Linked DNA regions of Homo sapiens: region 2 is linked to region 1. Evidence: chromatin loops called from intact Hi-C (ENCODE). Cell type or tissue: heart right ventricle. All regions are shown on one strand. Each heading gives the region's core, and the rest is flanking DNA. Links, peaks and the distances in the headings are about the cores only.

Region 1 (8,345 bases), core at 84-8,083:
AGAGGGAACTTGTTAGTGAGGATGAAAATGAATAGTCAACATTGATTTGCAGTTGAAACTGTAAAGCTGCAACTTCTTAGCTTGTCTGTTAGGCCGCTGATGAAAAACAGAGAGAATACCTTCTCTCAAAAAGCTTCACGGGGAAAATATGGTCTGAGAAATAATTTTTAATTTGAATATGCACATAATCCAAATTCATCTATACACCAAAAATTCCATAAGTGGTATATACACTATTCAGTGGATACACCAAAAATGGCCTTATGTCCTAAGAATTTGTTCTTTCAGTCAATAAACAAATTTTTTGGAGTGCCTACAGTGTGTTAGTCATGGTTCTAAATAGTAGAAAAATGGTAGTAAAAAAACAGAGAAAAATGTTTCCCTCATATACCATACATTCTAGTATAAGAAGTGAGAGTAAACAGTTAAATTTATATTATGTCAAAACAGTGAAGAAAACCAAGCAGGAAATTAGTACTGGTGTGTATATATGTGTGTCTATATGTAAGTAGGTGCAGTTTTAAATACAGTTATGTAGGAGTCCTCACACATAAGATGACATCTGACTGAGGATATGAAGGAGGAGAGATGTAAATATTTGGGGACAGGGGGAGATGATGGGAAAAGCATTTTTAGAAATGGACTAGTACATGCAAAGTTCCTAAGGCTGGAGAGTGCTTACATTGTTGGAGAAGAGAAAGAAGCGTGGTGCTGGAAGAGGGAGCATGGTACGCAACAAAGTCAGAGCAGTCAGATGGGGATAATATAGGCCCTTACACATGGTTGTAAGGGCTCAGAATTTTCTCAGCATGGGAAATCATTAGTGGGCTTTGAGCAAAAGAATGACATGATTTAAATTGTGCTTCATAAGAATTTCTCCCACTACTTACTGTTTTTTGAATGGAACAGGGTCAAGAGTAAAAGCTATTACAATGATCCAGGTGAGAGATGATAGCAATGAAGTGGTAAAAAGTGGTCATATATTGAATATATAGTTGAAGGCAGAATTGCCAAGATTTGTCAAGGGACTGGATATGGGGCAGAAAAGAGATTAGTCAAGGATGACACAGAGGTTTTCAGCTGGAGCAACTGGAAGGTTTGAGTTGCCATTTACTGAGATGGGAAGGGGTCGAAGAGGAGATTTAAGAGATTAGGAATTCAGATTGGAGACGTAAAATAGGAAGCTGGGTGTGTGAGCTCAGAGGAAATGTCTAGGCCTGATATATAAACTGGAGAGTCATCAGCTCATCAGCCTATAGATGTTATTTAAAGTCCTAAAACTGAATGAGCTCACCAATGAAAGTCTGTTTGATAGATAAGAGAAGTCCACAGATCAATCCATTGCGAGAGTGAGGATAAACACTGAGAAATAGCATCCAGTGAAGTAGTAGACAAGGCAGAATTTAATATTTAAAAGCCAAGTGTTACAAGTGTTTTAAGGATGTTGATTAATGGTGCCAAATGTTGCTTAACAATCATGGAGGTGAGAACAGAGAACTCATCAAAATAATTAACAATGGGAGATCATTCCTGACCTCAGCAAGAGCTGTTTCACTGGAGAGATGGGGCCTGATGTGGTTTGGCTCTGTGTCCTCGCCCAAATCTCATGTTGAATTGTAATCCCCAATGTTGGATGTGGAGCCTGATGGGAGGTGATTGGCTCATGGGGCCAGTTTCTTGTGGTTTAGCACCATGTCCCCTTAGTACTGTCCTCATGAGTTCTCATGAGATCTGGTTGTTTAAAAGCGTGTAGCTCCTCTCTTCCCTCTCGCTCTTGCTCCTGCTCCCACCATGTGAGACATCTCATTCCCCCTTTGCCTTCTGCCATGATTGGAAGCTTCCTGAGGCCTCCCAGAAGCAGAAGCTGCTGTGCTTCTTGTACAGCCTGCAGAACCATAAGCCAATTAAACCTCTTTAAAAAAAAAAAAAAAATTACCCAGTCTCAGGTCTCTCTTTATAGCAATGCAAGAATGGACTAAAACAGGGCCAAAGATCTGAATTAGTTTGGGTTAAATAGAGAACAGAAAGAGAGGAATTGAAGGCAAAAATAAATATACAATTTTATATTTTGATAAGAGAAGAGCCAGTGGGTTAGTGAAGATAACAGGGTAATGGACAGTGAGTGTCCGTGTGAAAACATCTACCAGCATACCTGGGAATAGTATGACCACAGCAGAAAAATCAGCTATCATGTTATACGGCTGTGTGGAAATCTATGTCCCTGGTGGGGAGACATTTCTCAGAGTAAAAAGATGAAGGAAAACTTAATTGACACATTTGAAGATATAGAGTATTTTCCCTGTGACTGACCCATTAGTCCGGTGGGCCTAACGAATGGTTTTAGGAATTGGAGAATATTAGGTGACAAGGTCAGGTTAGGAGATATACAGAGCGATATGGGTTTGGGGTCCCAGAGACAGGTAATGACCTAGGAGTCAAGTGCTTCTCTGACTAATGTAAACAATAATAGATAATCTTAAGCAAATCATATGCACAAGGTTGTGAGTAATGGAGACGAGGGAGGAGGAGATGGGAGTATTGCCAGGAATATACAGAGTGCTGGGGCATTTGTTATGTGATACCTAGACTTGCCCAAATTTTCTTCTTTTTCTAGATGGTAGATTTTTTTGAACTTTCTGCCTGACTCCACTTTTCTTGTAGTGTATGATACAATGGTCATTAAGTAAATATTTGTTGAAAAAACAGAATAGAGAAATAAATATGTGATTCCAGAAGATGATAAAATGATGAATACAGCTTCATCCGAAAGGGGGTGGAGTAACATGTGGCAGACCAAGACTCCCATTAAAAACAACTAGAAAAGCCATGTAAGATCATAATCAGTTTGATGATGTCAAAAGTTGATGAGCAAGTAAATATCGAAGGACTAAATCAGGAGATTTGGATTTGGAGTGCATGGATCTTGTGGCTGATTTTCTCATCAAAACAATTATTAGATTCCGGAGTTGCACAGGATTGAAGATAGCAAACAAACTGATGTCCAATACCTAATAGTTCTTGAAGTAACTCTCAATTCCCCCTATTTTGGGGATGTATACAGTCACTGGAGTGAATAACCCAAGGACCCTGTGGGAGGGACAAAAGGGAATCATCACAGTACACACTTGCCATTATGTTACAGGGTTCTTCTTACTGTGGATCCCTGGGGCCTAGATAATGGCCCTCCAAATCGGGAAGCTCCAAATCTGAAAATTGTCTCAGACCTGATAACTGAGCAAGGCTTACGGTATTTTATTTGGGAAATAGCCCTCATCTCCCTACCCCTCCATTCATGATTTGTTGTTTTTATTGATTTTGAGCAGAACCTTTCCTGGCTACATATTTCTTTTACTTATAGGGATGGCATATGCTATTAATGGTCTGCATGGCCCCCTGTGAGTCAAGCTTGCTTTGCTTGGCTCCTACTTTGTTCATCTTTCAACCTTGCTGGTCATTATAATAATTGCATAACCATAATGCTAATGATAATTGCTTAACTTATTATTAAGCCCTGCCACTTGGTCTCTATTATTGGGATGAGGAAGCCCAAACATCATCTTCATGGTTATAAATGAGCCCAGCTCTGTGACTGCCTTTCCTACTGACATTTCTACCTTGCAGAACAAAACATCTTCTGAATATTTTAGTGATGCTGGAGCCCCTCATGTCAACGCATGCCTGAGGGCTTTCATGAACATGTGGTCCTCTGGGCCTTCTTGTGGAATATAATCTTCTGATGGGTGATGGGTCTTTCAGCCTTATATATTTATTGACGTGTGCTCATTTCTTTCAGCCTCTCTTTCCCTTCCTATACTATCGGTCAGAATAATTCAAGCATTTCCACCTTGCTGAGAGTTTTTCACTCCTTTTTCCAGACTTCTATGAGCCAAGCAGTGAGTTTTATCCCATCTCCAATGTCCTAACTTAGAGCATGTAGTCCTGCTATAATTTGAATGTTCTGACCCTTTCAAAATCATGGTGAAACTTAATGCCCAATGCAACAGTATTAAGAGGTGTCACCTGTGGGAGCTGATTGAATAATGAGGCCTCTTCCCTCAGGAGTATGATTAGAAGCCCCTATAAAGTGACATGACAGAGGGAGTTCACCCCATTCTTGCACATTTCAGCCCTTCTGCCATGTGAGAACACCTAGATGGTATCATGTATGAGAAATGGGCTCTCATCAGGTAACGAACCTGTGGGCACCTTGATCTTGGGCTTTCTAGCCTCCATAACTGTGAGAAATAAGTTTCTGTTTTTTATAAATTACTTGGAGACTTCTGGTTCCAAACTGGTGGCATAGACACAAGCTGGCTTTACTCCCCAACCCCTTTTCCCCCAGAAGACCAAAACCAAATATACAGCACTGAGATCATCAACAGCAATATATCAAAACTCAAATGTGAGGATAAGTCAGTTTCCTGGGTCACAAATAATTAAAAAAAAAAAAAACTCAGTGGATTGTAAGAGAATCAGATTTTTATATTTATGACACCCTTCCCCTCACTCTGCCTGGCACCAGACATGTGGAAACTTTTCCCCAACTCATGGCTTCTACACTGGAAAAGTGAGAATAAAGTGAACAACCAGCTTTCCCACCATCTTGGGTTCTTTAGCAGGTGACTCGTCCATGCCTCAACCCAAGAGAAGCATTCCGAGTGCCTGAAGTGAGACGTATCCCTGAGGACAGCCAGAGACAAAGCAGGGAAGTGAGACTACCAACTCCAGCCCTGGAAACTCTGCTCTGTAACTCTGTCAAAGGAGATACCAAATCATAGTGGCTGTTTGGCAGCATCATACTGTAAGAAGTATGTTCCATAGGTCTCCTGGGCATGAACCACTAGCCAGCCTTTCCACATGGCTGGACCTCCCTTTGGGACCTCCCCAGTTCTAGATAGGCAGCACTCTGATTGGTTAGTAGAGCTGACAGAAATCTGGGCTTTAGGCACCATCTAGTGCCAAAAAGGAGGCAGTGACTTAGAGAACAAATATAAGACATTCAACAGGTAAATTACAAAGATTCTCTAAGCAAACATAACCAATAGTAACGAAAACAAGCCAGACAGAGAAGTCTGGAATAAATAATCCTTAAATGCAAAGACATAGAACTGTAGCCACAAGAAACAATAGCAAAGAAAGAATGATGACCTCCCCAAAGAGACAAAGCAAGAAAATAGTGACTGACCCTAACAACATAGTGATACGTGAGCTCTCTGACCAAGAATTCAAAAGAGCAGTTTTAAGGAAACTCAGTTTCCTCAAATATCAAGTTTAGATATTTGTCCCCAACCAATTATCATATTATATTGTAATCTCCAATGCTGGAAGTGGGGCCTGGTGGGAGGTGTTTGGATCATGGGGGCAGATTTCTCGTAGCTTAGTGCTGTCTTCATGATAGTGAGTTCTCACAAGATCTGGTCATTTAAAAGTGTGTGGCACCTCCTTCCTCCATTCTCTCTCACTCCTGCTTTCACCATGTGTAAAGTGCCTTCTCCCACTTGGCCTTCTGCCATTATTTAAAATTCCCTGAAGCTTCACCAGAAGCCAAGCAGATGCCATACCATGCTTCCTGTAAATCCTGCAGAACCATGAGCCAATTAAACCTCTTGTCTTTATAAATTATGCAGTCTCCGGTGTTTCTTTATAGCAATGCAAGAATAGACTAATACACTCAGTGATCTCCAATGTAACACAAAAACAGCTCAAAAATTTATCGGAAAAATTTAACAAAGAGATCGAAATAACTTTTAAAAGTCAAACAGAAGTCTTGGAACTGAGAAATACATTTGCTGAACTAAAAGTTTTTTAGAGGCTCTCAACAGCAGAATACACCAAGCCAAAAAAAAAAAAAAAAAAAAAAATCAGTAAGCTCAAAGGCTATTTGAAATTACACAGTCAGAGAAGTAAAACAGAAAAAATAATGAAAAAGAATGAAGATTTTTTCCACAAAACATATAAACTTACCTCAAAAAACCAAATCTGAGAATTATTGATGTTCAAGAGGGAGTTGAGTAGGAGCAAGGGGTAGAAAGTTTATTTAAAAAAAGAATAATAGAAAACATTCCTAAACTTGAGAAAGAGATCAATATCCAGGTACAGAAAGATTAGAGAACACCAAACAGGTTCAATCCAAATAAGACTACCCCCCAAAATATAATAATCAATCTCTCAAAGGTCAAAGACAAAAAGAATTCAAAAAGCAGCAACAGAAAAAAAGGCAAAAAACTTATGAAGAAGCTCCAATTCATCTCCCAGAAGACTTCTCAATGGAAACCACACACACTTGGAAGTAGGGGGACAATATTTTCAAAGTTCTGAAGAAAAAAAAACCTGTCATTCAAGAATACTTTATCTTGCAAAGCTATTCTTTATATATGAAGGAGAGAGAAAGTCTTTCCCAGATAAACAAAAGCTAAGAGAATTCACCATTACCAGACCCTTCTTACAAAGAAATGCTAAGGGAGTTCTTCAAAGTTTTCTTTCCAAAAAATACACTAATGTGCACAAAGAAACCATTTGAAGACAAAATCCACATGTGAAATTAAATACAAAAACTCAGAATACTTCAATACTGTAATTGTGGCATACAGTACCCTTACAATTCTAGTATGAAGCCTAAAAAATGAGTCAATAATAAAACAATAATAGCTAAGTTATAGGCAATATACAAATATGTACATTGAGACAACCAAAAGTCAAAATGTGAAGGAATTGAGTTAAAATGCAGGGAAGTTTTTAGTTTTTTCTTCGTTTGCTTTTACTATTTTTTGTGATATAAATTGTTATCTATTTAATGTAAGTTGTTATATCTATAAGATATTTTCGTAAGCCTCATAGTAACTACAATGCAAAACCCTAGAACAGATACACTAAAAGTTAAAAGCAATGAATTAAAACATACTATCATGGAAAATTACATAGCCATAAAGGATAACAGCAAGAAAGGAAGAAAGAGAGGAGATAAAAAACAACCAGAAAACCAGCAACAAAATGTCTGTAGTAAGTCCTTACTTACTAGTAACAACACAGAATGTAAATGGACTCAGTTTTTCAATTAAAAGACGTAGAGTGACTGAATGGATACAGAAGCAAGACTCAAATATGCTGCCTACAAGAAATCCATCTCACCTATAAAGACACACACATAGACTAAAAGCGAAGGGATGGAAGGAGATATCATTCAAGAAAATTCAGCATATCTTTATGATAAAACCCCCAACAAAGGTATAGAAAGAACGTACCACAAGATAATAAAGGCTGTATATGACAAACCCACAGCCAGCATCATATTAAAAAGGGAACATTTAAAAGCCTTTCCTCTAAGATCTAGAACAAGACAAGGGCAGCCACTTACATCACTTTTATTCAAGAATATACTGAAGTTCTGGCCAGAGCAATTAGGCAGGAGAAAGAAATAAAGGGCATCTAAATTGGAAAGGAAGAAGTCAGATTAGCCTTGCATGAAGATGATGTGATCTTATATTTAGAATAACCTAAAAACTCCACCACAAAACTGTTAGAACTGATAAACAAATTCAGTAAATTTGAAGGATACAAAAATCAACATACAAAACCAATAGTATTTATATACACCAATAGTAAACATTCTATAAAAGAAATCAAGAAAGCAATAACATTTACAATTGCTATAGAGTATAAAAGACCTAGGAATTAATTTAAACAAAGAAGTAAAATATCTTTACTAGAAGAACTATAAAACATTGATTAAAAAATTGAAGAGGGCACAAAAAATGGAAATATATCCCATGTTCGTGGATTGGAAGAATTAATACTATATTATGTATTAATATAATAATACTATCCAAAGCAATTCACAGATTCAATGCAATTCCTATCAAAATACCAGTGATGCTTTTCACAGGAGAGAAATTAATATGGAACCAGAAAAGACCCTTAATAGCCAAAGCTATCCTGAGCAAAAAGAATAAAGCTGGAGGTATCACCCTACCTGACTTTAAAATATACTACAAAGCTGTAGTAAATCAGCATGGTAATGGCATAAAAACAAATACATAGACCAATGGAACACAATAGAGGACTCAGATATAAATCCACCTATTTACAGTCAACTCATTCAACAAGGTTCCAAGAACATACAATTGTGACAGTCTCTTCAATAAACAGTGCTGGAAAAACTGGATAAACATATATAGAAGAATGAAGCTAGACCCGTATCTCTTGCCATATACAAAAATCAAATCAAAATGGATTGTAGACTTAAGTCTAAGACCTGAAACTATGAAACCACTAAAAGAAAATTGGAGGAAATGCTCCAGTACATTGATGTGGGCAACAGTTTTTTGTGTAAGACCTCATAAGCACAG
Region 2 (8,345 bases), core at 247-8,246, 180 kb before region 1:
AGTATTCTCAATTCCAAGGCAATATGAGCACTAACACATAAGGATTCTATAATTTCCCCAGAAATAACTCTTCTCCTTAGAGGTCAACTGACTTCTTTGCTCCTGAGGCATCCGCTTCAGTTGGGCAGTGGCTCCTGCAAGGAAGTGTGGGTCCCAGCTCTGTGGTGGCCCCTTTCTTCAGGTGACTAAGGCACCAACACCAGACAGACAACAGCCCCTCTTCAGAGGCCTCGGTCTCAGTTCTGCAAGGCCCCTCTTCCAAGCTTCTGAGTTTTACTAACCTCCTCTTGTTTCCTCAGATTTAGGGAGTGGTATCTGTCTGCTGCAGTTTCTACTTCCATAATACCTTACAATCCTTTCTGTCACATCCCCTCTGTTAATATAACTGGCCGACTTCAATTTTCTGAGTGGTACATGCACTACTGATATCAACATGAATTCACTCTTTCTTCTTTCTTTATCTCTAAGTCACATTCAAATGAAAAGTAGAAATGAACACATCATCCAACTACCATGAGCGACCAGCTTTGTATCTAGAACATTTAAGTCACCAGAGATATCTTCCAGAATTTTTTTATTCTAAAATTTATTCTTAAGTATGTCAACAAAAAAGAGAAGGATCACTGCGATCAGTAGATTTTGCAAATTTTTTAAAGCAGTTTCTATTCTTTCTCTTGTCTCAGTGTTGTTGTCACCAAACTCATTACTCTGGCTTTTATTCTATGACTCCCTTGAAATAGTTTTCTTCTGAATTCCCTGCGTTATTTCTTTATTACTGTCAAGGACAACTTGTTATTCTTAAGATGCTACAAGGAAAAGTTATGTTTCCTTAATTTTTACACCAGTTTGTCAAGCGGTGATAGCAATATGCACTCTTATATGACTGGAGATCAGCTCAGGAGGAAGTCTAATATGAGACAATCTGCGGGTTATTGGAACCATTCATAAAGTGTGCAAATTTTCTAATCTTCTCTGGACGATTGATATTTTAAAATGTTTTCTCACCACTCACACTTACAAAACTGTCTTTATGTGTGCCACAATCAATATTTGTCCACAGTATGACCGTGAAAATAACCCTAGACTGGGGCAATAGTTCCCAAACATTTTTGTTTCAGGAACACTTTATACTCCTAAAAATTACGGAGGATCCCAAAAGTGTTTTTCTATGTGGGTTATATCTATACATATTTATTGAGTTGGAAGTCAAACTTGAGAATTTAAACAATATTTTAGTTTATTTAAAACTAACACATATCGTAAATTACACCCTTTTATGAAAACTGTGTGTTATTTCTGCTTCTTGCAGATCTCTTTAATGTCTGGCTTTAATAGAAGACAGCTGATTCCCTTACAGCTGCTCTGCATCCAATCTTTTGTAACATGTTGTTTTGGTGGAAGGAAATGAAGATTCCAGCCTCACACTGATATCTAATTTGATAACAGAAGAATCTTTTAGTAACATTTTCAGGTAGTTGTGAGTAGTCTCTTTTGATATTATACAAAAATTCAAGTGATCGTTTCTTAAAGTTCAGTTGCGATGTGAGATCTGAAAGCTTGTTAATGAAGTTTATCTACTCTGTACATTACAATCTGCTGGTCTCTTGTACTTTTACCCATCCTTGGTTTTGTAACATGATATATTATTCACTTGGAAACTCTTGATTTGTTGAGTTAATACAGTCCTCCTAAATGTAGACATATTTTATTATATGTTATTAAAAACAGTTTTCATTAAAATAGCCATTGAGCTCATTTAAAAAGTCTTTAAGTATTGAGAAGTAATCAGACTCACAGTGGCAAATAGCAGTTTTCCAAAATTCTAATTTTTGCTTGAAAACTTGCATTTTATTATTGGCAATAAGCCTGTCAATTGTTTTTCTTGAAGTAACTGGCTTTTTTCATTTTGAAGGCATTATCAGCCAAATGGACAAATCTGCACAGTGATAGTTTATCTGCATTCTTTGAAGTAAAAATCGTGTTCCTGAAAAAAAGCCCTGGTTCTGTTTGCAACTCAAAATATTGCACATATCCTATTACTTGAGAAAACCATCGTACTTTGTTATACAGCAGAAATGCTTTACGTGGGCCACATTACATCACATAGAATGTTTAAAAGATGTAGACTAATGGACCAAGATTTAATAAAATTGATAATTTTTACTGTTTCATGAAGGAAATTCTAAATTGAAACCTTTTTTTTTTTTTTTTAGATTGAGAGTGTATAGAGAAGTTGTTGGGTGCCATGGCCTTATGTAGGGCTAAGGCACAAATAGCTTTGCTCACCTTTGCTTTTGCACCAACAGTGCAAATGTGAACACAAAGAAGTAAAGAACACTTTAGTATAATAATAAAAACACTGTTGATCTTTCTAACTCCTGAAAAGTTCTCTAGGACCCCTATGGGTCCATAGAATACATTTTCAAGACTGCTGCCCTAGAGCAATATTTTGATTTCACTCACAATTCAGAAACTCTTAGAGGTAAAATACTAATTCATATCTGTTGGTTTTAAAAGCACATGCTTTTTTTTTCTATTTTCAATAATCAGTTTAACCAATATGAATTTTTTTATTTTTAGTAAGAGTGTTACTTAATGCCATATCTCATGGCTCAAATGGTAGTAAATGACCAAAACAGCATAGGAGAAAGTAGCAAATGTACGTTTAGTCTCATCATAAGGAAAGAATAGTGCTAGAAAAATAAATGGTCTTTTTCTATATCATCTGTTGTAAGGACACTTTGCATGGAAAATTGGAAAGATTTTTATGTATGTTTATTCTCATCATGTTTGCCATTTTACCATTTAGCTACTCCACTTGTAAATTTTTATTACTAAAATTGTCTAATCTCATTAAAATGAGTTTATACCAGTAAATGGTGGTGCTTTTGAGTCTAAACAAAAATATACAAATTTCACTTCATTATATTCACAGTAGGCAGCTCACTCGAGCAATATTTTCCCATTCTGACATGTGCTGTCAGGATCTATGGCCTTTCTCAAGAAAGAAAGAAATTCTCTTTGCAAAATACAGTAAAAACTAAGCTTCTATTCTGAATTTGTAAATTTTCCTTTCTTGACACAGACATGAACTGCTGCTGTCTTAAATCTTGCACTCCCAAAGGAAAGTGCGCCTTCCCGCTGTCTTTTCTTTCTTTATTCTCACCCCTCCGCATATAAATCTAGTCTGCTCGTGCTTTCCAAACTGTCTACACTTTTTACAGAATAGCAACAATGGATGAGACTACTGAAAAGATGTGCCATGTTGGTATAGTAGCTATTATTTCAACAATGCCAAGCAATAGCACAGCAAAGGAGATGCAATCTTCCTAGAATTAGTTTTACTTTAAATGAGAACAATCTTAGTAAATCTGATAAATTAACAAAAATAAAACCCTCTGGTTACTTCAGATAAAGTGCAAAGAAAACAAGCTCTTTCAGTTTCCTCATTTCAAGTGAAGTTCGCAGGGGAATTATTTGACTTTACAACTTTATGATATGTTTGATGCATTTTTAGTACTTTGTGTATTTTTCATTGTAACATTTTAAATGACTGTTAAGGAGTTAGAGTGACCATCCACAGCACACATGGAAAAATGCTGCTTAGAAGCATGGGACATTAATAAGTGAACTGATATTTATATCTTAGAATTTGTTTACTTTTTTGAGAATCTCATTAGAAACCTATGCTGGGATATAAAATTCTTTAGGCAGATTTCACTAAGTAGAGCCAATTGTCCTTTGTTTCTTTTGCTGAACCCAGTATTGCATAAAACTGCCAATGCACAACCAAGCTGTAGGCTGATGGAAAACAACATCAGCCAAGAGATTCACCTAGAAGCCAGCTAACGGAGCTGGGTTCCCTTTTGGTGTGAAGGCATCAGAAGACCATCAGCTCTAGAAATAAAACTGAAAAAAAAAAAAAAAAGAAAAAAGAAAAAAAAAAACAACTCTGGCAAGCCGTGTGGAGAAAGACTATGGCTGACAACACATAACTAGTCTTTATCTTTCCAAGGTGATGTGAGAGTTCTTAATTCACTTTTATCTTTTGCAGATGCCCAGAAATAGTTCTAGGCATTTTGAAATCATCGCTAATAGAATAACAATACATACAAGTAATATGGTGCTGGATTTTGAATGGCTGTTAGTAAGACAAACAGCTCCACAAAGTCAATTCTCTCCTTAATACCCACTGTCCTAAACATTTTGCATTAGTCTTTCTTGTTCTCAGTACCTTACATAATCACATTTGCATCCCATCTGTCCCCACCCCCACCATGATTTTTCCCTCCATTTAGAAGGGAAAGTAAAGAAAAATATTTTCTTACCAAATTCTTTTGCTCTCTCACTTTTTCTGCATTGACACAGCAACCAAGCCAGCTGTCAGCAGAGGCTGCTTGGTGCTTTAGAAACGTGTATCAGCAGAACACATTCTGTCCTTGTGCCAGGGCAAATTAGAGGAGCAGCCAGCAGGGTGGTTACTGGTTCTGGTAAGGAGAGAAGCGTCTACTCAGCACTCACTTTTCTATCCCTGCCCACCTGCCCCTTTCCGTCCTGACTTCCTGCTTGCAGGGATCCTTCTTTCACCTCTCTAGGGCTGGTGCTATGGAGCTCTGAATTCACCAGTTATTATATTGATTGTGAGGTTCCAGTGCTCTTCCTAACCTGCAAGAAATAATTAGAACCCGCTCCTTCTTAACCCTACACCACTAATTTTCAAACACAGGTGTGTTGTGTAAAGTGTGAAGCATCTGAGACTTTGTAGGTAGGCAAGGGATCTTCATTTTTAATAAATATAAGGTAATTTTAACTAAAATAATCTCAAGATTAATTTTGAGAAACATTTAAAAATTGTATTTCCACCTCTTCTTAGGGCATCGTGCAACCTTGGATATGGGGAAAGGAGGACATTGGAAAAACTTCCAAGTGAATCTGATTCTGGACCCGTCCTTGACAACCATTTCTCTAGACCAGGAATCCTCAATTCTGGCTCTACCATAGACTCAGCTAGGGAGGGCTTTTTGTTTGTTTGTTTGCTTTTTAATGTAGATACCCAGATCCATCCACCCCCAAAGATTCTGATTTACTAACTATTGGTATTTTAAAAAATCTCCCCAAGTGACTCTAATATATAAGTCTCAAGTAAATGTTCTCAAAGTGTGGTTCCCAGATCACCATCACTTGAGAACATGTTAGAAATGCACGTATTCAGACCCATCCCAGATCTACTGAATCAGAAATTCTGGGATTGGAACCAGCAACCCATCTTTAGAGACCTCAGGTGATTCTAATACATGCTAAAGTTTGAAAACCACTGCTCTAGACCAAACTTCAAACTTCAAAAAAAATAGATATTTAGATAATACAGTTGAAGCTTAAACAACATGGGTTTGAACTGCAGAGATATTTTTTCAACTACATGTGGATGGGAAATACAGTGTTTATGGGATATGAAACCTGAGTATATGGAGGGCTGACTTTTTCCATATGTAGACACCAACTGCGGGGACTTAATTATATCTTCCATCTCTTCCATGTTAGTATAATATTTGCACACATATACCTTAGCAAATAATCTAATGCCATTCCTAACATAATGGTTGATTTGCTATAGGCAGAACATTTAATTAATTACAGTGATAGAAAATAATATAACCTCCCCACCAAGAGATGTAGGATGCAGTTAACCTTGCTACTCATTACTGTATCACGTTTAGTGTCAGCATTCTTCTAAAATAAGTGTAAGAACTTAAAAAATGAATAAGATGCTGAAAGAGGATGAGCACAACTTTATAGCATTTCTCCTCTCTCCCCCAATATTACATGGAAAGGGTAGAAAATATGGCATTCAATACATTAAGCAGCTTTCTAAATGTGGCTTCCTTTCAAATTCATTTTAAAGTTTAATAAAGTTGTGACATTTATTTGGCAGTTATGCGGTAAGATATTTTTATATACCAGTGCAGATTCTAAGAGTATACGAGTATCAGATTCCTTAGTCTTTATAATAACATTTGAGGTAGGTATGGCTACAATATAAAGGAGGGAAGCAAGACGAGGAGAGATGAAGTAATTTACCCAAGATGACCCAGCTATCAAGTGGCTGAGCCTATGCCCTTAGTAACTACATTATACAGGCAAAATCAAAGCTGTGGATTGGTTCTTTAATGTCTTAAAACTTTATTTTGGTCAAAACCACTTTTTCTCCATGACCTATATTTTTCTTCTTATTTCTCTAGTGTTTCTTTTTGCATTTGTTTCTAATTTTTCATTGTTTTTTGGGGAAAATGTTTTATGTCACTTCTGTTTATGACATACATTATGATTTTTCTGTTTTTAATCGGTTGGGGTAAGTAACTGAAAAAAAAATCTGCCCTTTCAATCACAGGATGTTTTGAATCTATTGTTTTAACTAAGTTGAGATGTTATTTGCATAAGTAAAAAGAGGTAAACATATTTCATTTTCAAATTTTCCCAGGCGATGTTAGCAGGTTCCTCTACTTCTTCCGAGAAAGATGAATTTGACTATTGGAATAAAGTCTCCACCGAATTTAATCATTTTCCCAGGATTTGTTTTTCATATTCTTTATCACATTGATAGGTTTCTACATGTTGTGGGTTTGGCAAGGTATTATATAGAAGGGCCAGAAAGCTAATGTCTTGATATTTCTGTGTCAAAACAGTCAGAGGAATTCAAGCTGTCAGGTGTCAGAGAAAGTCTACACCTTATAAATTCTTGGCTCAGTTTTGTAAACCTAGCACTTTTGAATAAACCTCCAGTTTTCTCATTTATGATGAACAATGTGGTGTTTTCTTGCACCATAGTTTACATTTTCAGAAAAAAGGAAGGATGAAAACAAGGGGAGTAAGAGACGGGTGTTTTCTAAAATTCTAAATTGAGTACATAATAATTAGGAGATATATCAAAAGATTAAAACTGACTAGATGTTACTGAATATTATGAATAACTTAATAGGTCTTATTTCTGCTGCTTTCTGACAGAACTGAGGATGGAGAAGTTTATTTGGACCAGTCAGTGTAGTTAGTAAGAGAGTTGATTGATCTAAGGGCCTATATTTTCAACCTCTGTCATTTTTTACCCCTCTACATTTTTATTTCTTGTACCTCTGGGCACAAATAAGATCTACAGGGCTGTGCAGGGCTGGGCCTAAGCTGGTTGGAGGCCCCACATTTTGGGCAGATCCTCAGGTGTTCACTACTCTGCTCTTCTGTATTCAGTCCCGTGGTGCTTGTGTTGAGCCATTTGTAAATCCTGGTGTAGGTGAAAGTGCCTGACCTGTAGAGGGTATAGTGTCTTGGGTGTAAATCCTGACTTGAAACCACATTGCTGCATTACTTCAGAAAAATGACTTAACCCCTCAACCACTCATTTTCTTCATTTATAAAACTAAAATACAAATATCCACCTTATAAATTTATGACGAGTCTATGATTAATAACAACACCAGCCGCAGTGATAACATTAACAGTAACAGAACAATGCAGTAGCCAGACCCTCTTCTGAAATGTGGAGCACAATATTAGCTCAACAAACATGATCTGGTATCTTTGACAACTTCCCAAATTGCTAACAGAAGATAGTCTAGATATCGAGCAACATTAGATAAAGTTTTCTGCACCAGCAGATATTAAAGAACAATGTTTGAATCCCTGAGTTGGGTAAGGTTAAAACTTTTACCCAAATTTGTATTTTTGCAACCTCTATTAATTTCTAGTGGGAGTTATGCAAATGTCTCAAAGGATTGAATCTGGCCTTAAATCATTAAAATTTGTGTGTCTGTAACTCCTTTAAGTGTTTTAGTATGACATTGGCTGTGCTTTGGGATAGATCCATGCTTTTCAAGGCAATGTTAGGCTGCATGCCTAACCTCAGTGAACACAAGTGGCCAAAGGCCTGCACATTGTTAGGAATCCTAATAGAGTTTTATACAAAAATTTTCATGGTGCTATCAGTATTTCATCAGTAGTTGGACAATCTGGTTTTTATCAATTCAGATACACAGCTTATCTGTAGACAGCCAGAAAGTGAGCGGAATATCTCCAGGAAAAAAAAAATTATACTTTCAGATTAATTCTTTCTTGGAAAACAAAAAATAACAGGAGTTAGTAATTCATGGCCAAGGAATGCAAACACCAGAGAATCAGCCATATTGGGGAAAAGTAAAAGAATATTCAATGTATTGCTTTCTTAAACTTACTGCAAAATGGCACTTGATAAAGTTGTGTCTGGGGCTGACTTTCACGAGAGATGCTTTACATTCTAAGTGATGAGAACAAAGGTTAAAAACTTTTATCTGTATCCTTTTCACTAGCGATGCTCCCAT

What was found. Hi-C counts contacts between places; a loop is a spot of excess contacts. Peaks named below come from ENCODE experiments on the same cell type or tissue, not always from the same donor. Only the 100,000 strongest peaks of a DNase experiment are listed, where the experiment ranks them.
Region 2: a loop joins it to region 1, with 1.8 times the contacts of the local background. A loop is called at or near these places in 2 of 110 quality-filtered maps.

What each region holds. Positions count from the first base shown.
Region 1 is chr12:20,215,591-20,223,935 of GRCh38, forward strand. No RefSeq gene overlaps it. Among named protein-coding and RNA genes, the nearest start is that of LINC02468, 92 kb to the left of the region's middle. In heart right ventricle, for the core only: a CTCF peak has its summit at 4,964 (motif pointing left); no DNase peak of the experiment used is centred there.
Region 2 is chr12:20,036,574-20,044,918 of GRCh38, forward strand. The region is part of intron 2 of LINC02398 (long intergenic non-protein coding RNA 2398); the gene reads left to right. It overlaps LOC124902893 (a long non-coding RNA gene), which reads left to right. Exons shown (of 2, transcript XR_007063238.1): 2 at 1,310-2,877. Among named protein-coding and RNA genes, the nearest start is that of LINC02398, 26 kb to the left of the region's middle. In heart right ventricle, for the core only: a CTCF peak has its summit at 4,426; a DNase peak (open chromatin) is centred at 4,458; H3K4me3 peaks cover 3,189 bases; H3K27ac peaks cover 1,712 bases.